2 separate regions of the Homo sapiens genome follow, and region 2 is linked to region 1. A link is a contact called in ENCODE POLR2A ChIA-PET data. All regions are on one chromosome and are shown on one strand. The core of a region is the stretch at or near the end of the contact, and the rest is flanking DNA. Distances in the headings are between cores, read along the strand shown. Region 1 holds the start of ATP6V0C (ATPase H+ transporting V0 subunit c). Region 2 overlaps ANKRD11 (ankyrin repeat domain containing 11).

Region 1 (3,956 bases), core at 687-3,186:
AGTGCTGGGATTACAGGCGGGAGCCACCGTGCCCAGCCCACCCCTGAGCTTGGACTGTGCTGTTTCTCCATGGTGGGCTGCTCTGCGCCACCTTTCCTTGGTCTGAATTCGGCCCCAGGCACAGCCTTCCTGGCCTAGGCTTTCCTGGAGGGCTTGGAGTTATGGGGGCAGGCACTGGTGTTGCTCTCACTCAGAGGGCGGTCGGGGCTGGAATGGTGCAGGTGAGGGACAAGACGGCGTAAGATGGGGGACAAAGCCAGGGAAAGGATGGGATCAAGCAGGGGAAGGGCAGAGCTAGGGGTAGCCCTGGGTATGCCAGGACCTGCAGCAAAATTGGGGCTACAGGGCCTTGTGACTCCAGGAAGAATGAGGGCGTCTGAGATTTAGGAAGTCCGCAGGAGAGAGGAGAGTGTGTGGAGAGGGTGGCAGGCCACGCAGCACAGAGGTCCACTTGGACAGCCTGACAGATGTCCTTCTGCTTAGAGAAATGGCGGTCACCAGTGACCTTGGCAAGGGCAAGGAGCTGGAGAGGGAAGGGCAGGTGAGGAGGTGGAGACAGAGTGAAGATTCGTCTTCTCAGAAACAAGGGCCGGGCAAGAAAGAGGGAGGAGCAGAAAGGGCCTCTGGCCGTATCTGTTGCCTCCTCTCCTTTGAACCAGGACAGACTTAGGGACTTTCACGGGCTGCAAGTTCCAAGAGTGGCAGACCCAGGCTAGCCTGGGGAAGGGGCTTGAGGGAGGCTCCTGCTGGGGAAGGTGGGGCTGAGTCCAGCAGGAGGGCCAGACCAGGGGCCATGACCCCATTGCCTACATAGAGAAGGTGATGAGCCAGCATCCAGGCTACTCAGGGAGAGCTCTAACCCAGGATGAGGCCTTAGAGCTCAAAGGACACTCAGGCCTGGTGGCAGCTGCCCAGGGCCCCTGAAAGGGGGAATGGAGATCAGGCAGAGGGGGTGCCAGGGACTGCCACACAGGATCAGTAGGGCAGCGCCAGCCCTGGCTGGGCTGCTTTCACGGCTGCGGGAACCGCTCCAACTGCTCCAGAAAGACAGAAAGATGGCCCTGAAGGTGCAGGCTTTGCGTGAGTGGGTGGCTGCAAGGACAGGTGGGAGGACCAGGACGCCAGAACGTGCAGAGCCCGGGGGGCCTCCAGAGGTCGCAGTTCCGACAGGGCTTCCACCAGTCATGCCTACATCTTGAGGGGCAGAGACACACCCCACTAATGTTTGGGTCCCTGATGCAAAGGCAGAGACAGGTGCGGGGAGGGGGTCCTTTTTCTCCGAAGCGAGAGGTGAAGTCACCAACTGCTGGGTCAGAGGCAGTAGGTCTGGGTCTGGAGGAGACTGGGGACAGGGTGGAGGGAGGTGACCGCAGCCACGGGCTGGGACTTCACAGGTGTGGGCTGGGGGCTTTTCCGGACGCTGTGGCAGAGGAGGCCCGCGCGCCGCACATCTGCTGGGACCCTTAGCTCGCCCAGGATTGGTAGGGAGATCCTGGAAGACCAGCGCCCGGAGGGGTGAGGCCCCGTCTTGGGGGCAAGGCCGCGAAACCACGGCCTGCAGCTTCACGCCAGGGGTACAAAGAAAAGCGTCGCCGGGAACCCAACACCTGCAGACGACGCGCAGCCGCAGAGGAGGCGGGGCGTCCGAGGCCCCGCCCCGTATGCTAATGAAGCACACACCACACCGCCCCGCCCCGGCGCGAGACCGGTCCAACGCTGCGGAGATCCAGAGGCCGGCGGCGCCCGGAAACACCCGCGGAGGCCGAGGCAGGGCGGGGCCGGGCGCCGGGGCCGGGTCGCTGGGCGGGCGGCACAGCCCGGGGGAGGTCAACGGGCCGGCCGGGCGTCCCGGGGACGCGTCTCCCCCACGGTGCGAAGTGGTACGGCTCGCAGGGGCGGGGCCCAGGTCATGTGACGCGGCCGCGGCCGCCATTTTGTTCTGCGGTGCTGGTATTTAGAGCGCAGCGGCTGACGGGCCGGATCGCCTTCGCCGCCGCCCGCCCGCAAACCTTCGTGCCCGGCCCGTCCTCGCCCCCGCCTCCGCCACCGCCTCGGCCCGCAGAGCTTGCCCCCTCCCCACCCGCAGACATGTCCGAGTCCAAGAGCGGCCCCGAGTATGCTTCGTTTTTCGCCGTCATGGGCGCCTCGGCCGCCATGGTCTTCAGCGGTGAGCGCGGCGGCGGGAGGGACTCGGGGGCGGGGGCGCGCGCGTTGCTCATGCCCGCAGCTCGCCGGGGTCCGGTGTGTGACGTCACTCTGACGTAATCCCGAGCTGTCGGGGGCGCCCGGGCCTCGTGTGACAGCGGGCGGGGGTCGGCGCCCCGAGGGCTGCGGGGAGCCGCCGGGGGTCCGGGGCGCAGGGCGTGCGGGCCTGGCCGGGGTGTGAGTCTCGGGGGTCCGGGCCGGCGGCCCTGCCAGCCGGGTCGTGCGGTTGCGGGGGTGGGGCGGCGGCGCCGCTGCCATATTAGCCCCGGGAGCGGCGAGAGGGAGGCTGGGGTGGGGGCGCGAGGGGGGCGGCGCGAGGGGGGCCGATTCTGCGGGCAGGTGACATCACACCTCGAAGGCCCCAGTGCGCGGGCGGCGGCGCGGGTCCGGCCCAGGAACGCCCAGCCGGTCGCTGGAGCTTTCCGGCTGGTGGGGAGCCCATGTCCCCCACGGGAGGTCCTCAGCCCTCGCCCTTATGGCGGCCGGCCCCGAGGGTCAGGTGGGTCTCACCCACAGGCAGGTACTTCCGGTTGGAGCTGGTTACAGTTGCCCAATACCCGTGTCGCTGTGTGGGCTGTTTGGGAAAGCTGGGCTGAGGGCTTGGTTCGGAGAGCCCGCGGAGACCCGGGTGGGAGTGTGTGGAAGTGGAGGGAGCGGGGAGACAGCAGCATCGGCGCTGGCGGGGCTGTGTAGCTTGCAGAGGGTCTGTGCTCTGAGGTGGGTGAGAGGGTGGCATGGGTGTCCGAGTTTATGGGATCCAGTCGTTGCCCTCAGGACTGAGGCTTCCAGTTGTGGTCCTAATGAATGGAGGGGTGAATGAATGACCTTCCTTTCCCTCCCTGAGGCCTGAAGTTGGGAGGGGCTTCCCTGGGCTTGGAGAAGGGGCCTTCTAGGGTTCTTGGTGGCACCCTGCTTTTGAAATTGGGCCTTGACAGGTCCTGGGCGTCCAATTTAGTGACAATTGGTCTCCCTGGGAGAATGGCACTTGGGCTAGGGCTAGGCCCAGGAATGTGGGTCCGACGAGTTAAGTTCTGGCCCAGTCTCAGCCTCCGTGGACTGGCCTGGCCTGGTCTGATTTCCGCCTCCGTGGTTAGGTCTGGTTTTAGCTTTGATGACCGTGCCCTGCCCCACCCTGCCTGGTGGCCTGGGGAGGCTCCTAGTGCAGATATGTGGAGGGTTTGAACTCCAAACAGTCTCTGCTGACTGTAAACACCTGTGGGGTGGGGGCTTGGAGCTCTCTGTTCTCTTGCGGGCCTCCTTCTGCCTGGGCCTGTCTGCCATTCGTGAGTGAGCCCTGGCCTTCCCGTCGTGTGCAAGTAAGGGGTCATTTGTGGTGGAAGAAGTGGTCTAGACTTCTCCTTCCCCCTAGGCACCGCCTGCTCTTTCCACAGACTCAAGGCTTCTCCCAACAGGCTGCCGAGCCCTTCCCCCCAGCCTCCTCTGTTCTTTGCCCTCAGAATGCCTTCAGAGATTCCATTTTGCCTGGCCACCTGTGGGGTATTAGCTTGTGGCTGTCACTCATTCATCCAAACAATCTTGATTGAGCGCTTACTATGTGCCAGGTACTGGTAGGACAGCAGTGAACAAAATGGGATCCCCGCCCATGTGGAACTTAAATTCTAGCTGTTGCTGCTTGCCCTTGAAGCCCTGAGTTTGTCCACCAAGCCCTTTTTCTGCACCCAGCTCCTTTCCTCTCTCTCCGTCAAGACCTACACAGGTCTTTGGGCAGCCTGACCAGCAGGTGTCTGGAA
Region 2 (3,956 bases), core at 530-3,029, about 87 Mb after region 1:
GAGCATAAACAGTCCAATGGTGAAACCTTTTCTCAAAAATCTGAATTGAAAGGACAAGTTATATTAGTGCTCAAGAAAAACTTCTCCCTGATCTGTCAGAATTCACACCATGAGTTCCAAATCACACGAAAGTACTCAAAGTCTTGGCCAAAGCAAACCTACTACAGCACCTAAACACAAATCTCCATTTTCTTTTTTCTTAAATTAGCCTTACTACTATATTATTAAAACTCTCAAACCAAAAGTTGAAACTAAAAATTGAAGTATTTTATAAAGGACATAAGCACAAAAATACCTTCCAAATAATCTTCAAATACGCCTAATTAAAAGCAGGCATTTAATTGCACAAATTTAATGAATTTAACATTTAAAAGTAAAGTTAAACTGCTTCTGAGGCCTTACAGTACCCTAAAATCATTTTCAAAGTCCAAGACGAGACGGTGCTGGACTAGCAGTCCTAGAAAAACCCTCACCAGCACCGCCCCGTCCACCGGAGCGCACGTGAGTCCCGGCATGCGGGCAGGGCAGGAGAGCTCTTTCTATCCCCACCCACCTCTGGCTCACTCCATGAGCACAAGCAAAGCAGTGCCCCGGACCTGGCATCTGTTCATGTTTTACTTGCCCATATCACCATTGTATTTAGTTCTTGGTAGCAGCCATCAACCATCATAAAGCAGCTTCTTTTATTCTTTGCTACTTCAAATCACACATGAAAAAGAAAATGCAAGAATAGAAACACAGAAATGGAAATGGGCCAGGTGTGGTGGCTCACACCTGTAATCCCAGCATGTTGGGAGGCTGAGGCCGGAGGATTGCTTGAGCCCAGGAATTTAAGACCTGCCTAACCAACACAGTGAAACCCAGTCTCTACAAAAAAAAAAAAAAAAAGAAAAATTTGCAGGCATGAGGAATGTTGGTGCATGCCTGTAGTCCCAACTACTTGGAGGCTGAGGTGGGAGGATCACTCGAGGTGGGGTGGTCGAGGCTACAGTGAGCCGTGATCCCACCACTGCATTCCATCCTGGGTGACAGAATGAGACCCTGTCTCAGAAAAAAAGAAACACAGACATGGAGAGAGAAGGCAGCTATCATGGGGCAAATTTAAACCAGGATCTCTGGAAATGCGTTATTTTTTTTTTAAATTATACCCACACACCCCTTCCACATTCTTCTATACTTAGAAAGGGGGTGTGCAGGCCGGGCGTGGTGGCTCATGCCTGTAATCCGAGCACTTTGGGAGGCCGAGGCAGGCAGATCACCTGAGGTCGAGAGTTCGAGACCAGCCTGACCAACATGGAGAAACCCCGTCTCTACTAAAAATACAAAATTACCAGGGCGTGGTGGTACATGCCTGTAATCCCAGCTACTCGGGAGGCTGAGGCAGGAGAATCACTTGAACCTGGGAGGTGGAGGTTGCAGTGAGCCGAGATTGTGTCACTGCACTCCAGCCTGGGCAACAAAAGCGAAACTCCATCTCAAAAAAAAGAAAAGTGTGCATACCAACCTGGTGAGCTAGGTAAGGTGCTCACATACTGGCAACAGAAAGCAGGTGACATGATCAAAGTCATAGACAGGCAGAGCCACACTGAAGAATGCAGTCCTGGCTACAGGTCCCAGCTCCTGCTTCACTGAGCACCCTGAGGGAGCCCTTCCTAAGCAAGGGGAGCCCTGCCTAAGCACTGGGGAGCACTTTATCTCACAACAGGAAAAGGCATTCTTTCCCCTCAGTTTCTCAGAGACCCAGTGACTTCAGGATTTGCAAACAATTGTGTTACTGAATGTGTCACACTCTGCTCCAGCTGCAGGGAAGAACCTGAGTGATGAGAGTACATGATTCTGACTCTGACCCTGACTTCCTCTTAACCTCCATACCCAAATCAAGACCTGTGCATGGAGCTGGCTCAGACCGGGGAGCCAGATGCTGTCTGAAAATATGCCATCAATTCTTTCTACTCACTTAAAATTCAAGTACCTAAGACATTCACCCCCCATTTTGTAAAAAAGCAAACAAAAACATAAGACTCAGAGACAGAATGTAAGAATACAACGAAGTATACCTGGCTGGAAGAACAGCTTTTACAGTGACAGCAACACCCTAATGGGCCCTCAAGACAAACTTGTGCCTCCCTCCGACGGTGTACAAGGAGTTAGGACTTTCCTGTGACCCTCAACAAATACTTGCAAGTATAAAGTTCGTTTTAACTTCTAGACCCGCTTTGTTTTAGTACTGATTGCAGAAGAGGGCTGACAATCCCAAGCTCTAAGCCTTTCTTGTGATTATCATTCCCAAATTCTCTTTCGCTATGCATACATTCCTAAACTCCTACTTTCTCCAAATTCTCAAAACATTCTATTTTACAGAGAGAGACAGGGTCTCACTATGGTGTCCAGGCTGGTCTCTAACTCCTCGCCTCAAGCAATCCTCCTACCCCAGCCTCCAAAACTGGCGGGATTACAGGCGTGAGCCACCATGCCTGGCCTGTCAAGACATTCTAAATTCTATTTTGTTCAATTTAATATCACACAGAAACTAAATATGCCTTCCATCAGCCATGAAAATGACTAATGAAAATGTAAATGACCACGTGGCCCAATCCTGGTTTCCATGGGAAGACCAGCTGGCTCACCACCCAGCTAAGAGTTATGGCCTAAATCAGAGGTGATCGGGGTGATCAGAGGTGAGCAAAGCACTGTTTCTGTAAAGTTTTAGTTTTATTGGAACACAGCCATACACAGCCATGCTTTTGCTTCAATGGCAAAGTTAAGTAGTTTCAACAGAGAAACCTATGGCTGGCAAAGTTCTTTACCACTTGGTCCTCTGTAGAAAAAGTTTGCCAATGCCTGGCCTATGTCAGAATTCTAACTACATCTCTACAGACTAGCCTAACAAGTGGGTCAAGTGCTAATAGTTTTAAGGGTGTTTCGGGTTTTTGTTTTAAAAGTTAATTATCTGTAAAGACAAATCAATGGAGACAGATAGTAGATTAGTGGCTGCCTGGGGTGTGAACAGATTAACTGTGAATTGACAGGAGGGATCTTACTGAAGTGCCAAAAATTTTCTAAAATTGGATTATGGTGATGATTTCACAAATTACTTTTTTTTTTTTTTTTTTGAGACGAAGCCTCACTCTGAGGCCCAGGCAGGAGTGCAGTTGTGTGATCTCAGCTCACTGCAGACTCCGCCTCCCGAGTTTTCAAGCAATCCTCACACCTCAGCCTCCCAAGTAGCTAAGATTACTAAAGGCACATGCCATCAAGACTGGTTAATTTTTGTATTTTTAGTAGAGACAGAATTTCGCAGTGTTGGCCAGGCTGGTCTCAAACTCCTGACCTCAGGTGATCTGCAAGCCTCGGCCTCCCAAAGTGCTGGGATTACAGGCTAGAGCCACCGCACCTGGCCCATTTCACAAATTACTTTTAGTAAGCAAACTTAACTAAAAATCACTGAACGGCATACTTACAATGCATCAATTTATGACGGAAAAAGTATTTCAGTGAATCTTAAAAACTGAAAAAGAAAAGTCAACTATCTGTATAATTGTACTTTGGTAATCTAAGACCTAAAGTTTAGGGTACAAGCTGAAATAAAATCCTAAAAAATCTTTAAAACATGTGTCTAGACGTTCAAAATTTAACCTCTGGTATCAAATAGCTCATTTGCGCCGGGTGCAGTGTCTCACGTCTATAATCCCAGAACTTTGGGAGGCCGAGGCAGGTGGATCACCTGACCTCAGGAGTTCAAGACCAGCCTGGACAACACGGTGAAACCCCATCTCTACTAAAATACAAAAATTAACCAGGCATGGTGGCACACGCCTATAATCCCAGCTACTCGGGAGGCTGCAGCAGGAGAATCGCTTGAACCTGGGAGGTGGAGGTTGCAGTAAGCCGAGATCACACCACTGCACTCCAGCCTGGGCAACAGAGTGAGACTCTGTCTCAAAATAAAACAAAAA

The links. ChIA-PET counts read pairs that join two places held with the same protein, here RNA polymerase II (POLR2A).
Region 2: POLR2A ChIA-PET joins it to region 1 with 10 read pairs in GM10248. The contact joins the enhancer-like site here to the promoter of ATP6V0C in region 1. POLR2A ChIA-PET finds 5 or more read pairs at or near these places in 2 of 52 experiments (GM10248 and naive thymus-derived CD4-positive, alpha-beta T cell).

What each region holds. Positions count from the first base shown.
Region 1 is chr16:2,512,016-2,515,971 of GRCh38, forward strand. It overlaps ATP6V0C (ATPase H+ transporting V0 subunit c), which reads left to right and starts at 1,937. Exons shown (of 3, transcript NM_001694.4): 1 at 1,937-2,167. The coding sequence starts at 2,089. RefSeq lists an enhancer at 453-747 and silencers at 1,653-2,132, 2,553-2,692.
Region 2 is chr16:89,448,317-89,452,272 of GRCh38, forward strand. All of the region lies in intron 1 of ANKRD11 (ankyrin repeat domain containing 11), which reads right to left. LOC101927817 (a long non-coding RNA gene) reads left to right here. Exons shown (of 3, transcript NR_110932.1): 2 at 2,528-2,678. Among named protein-coding and RNA genes, the nearest start is that of ANKRD11, 40 kb to the right of the region's middle. RefSeq lists a silencer at 1,745-1,824. Within about 2 kb of position 1,780, at least 2 of the 41 ENCODE cell types and tissues checked have a DNase peak (open chromatin) inside an H3K27ac peak, as active enhancers do.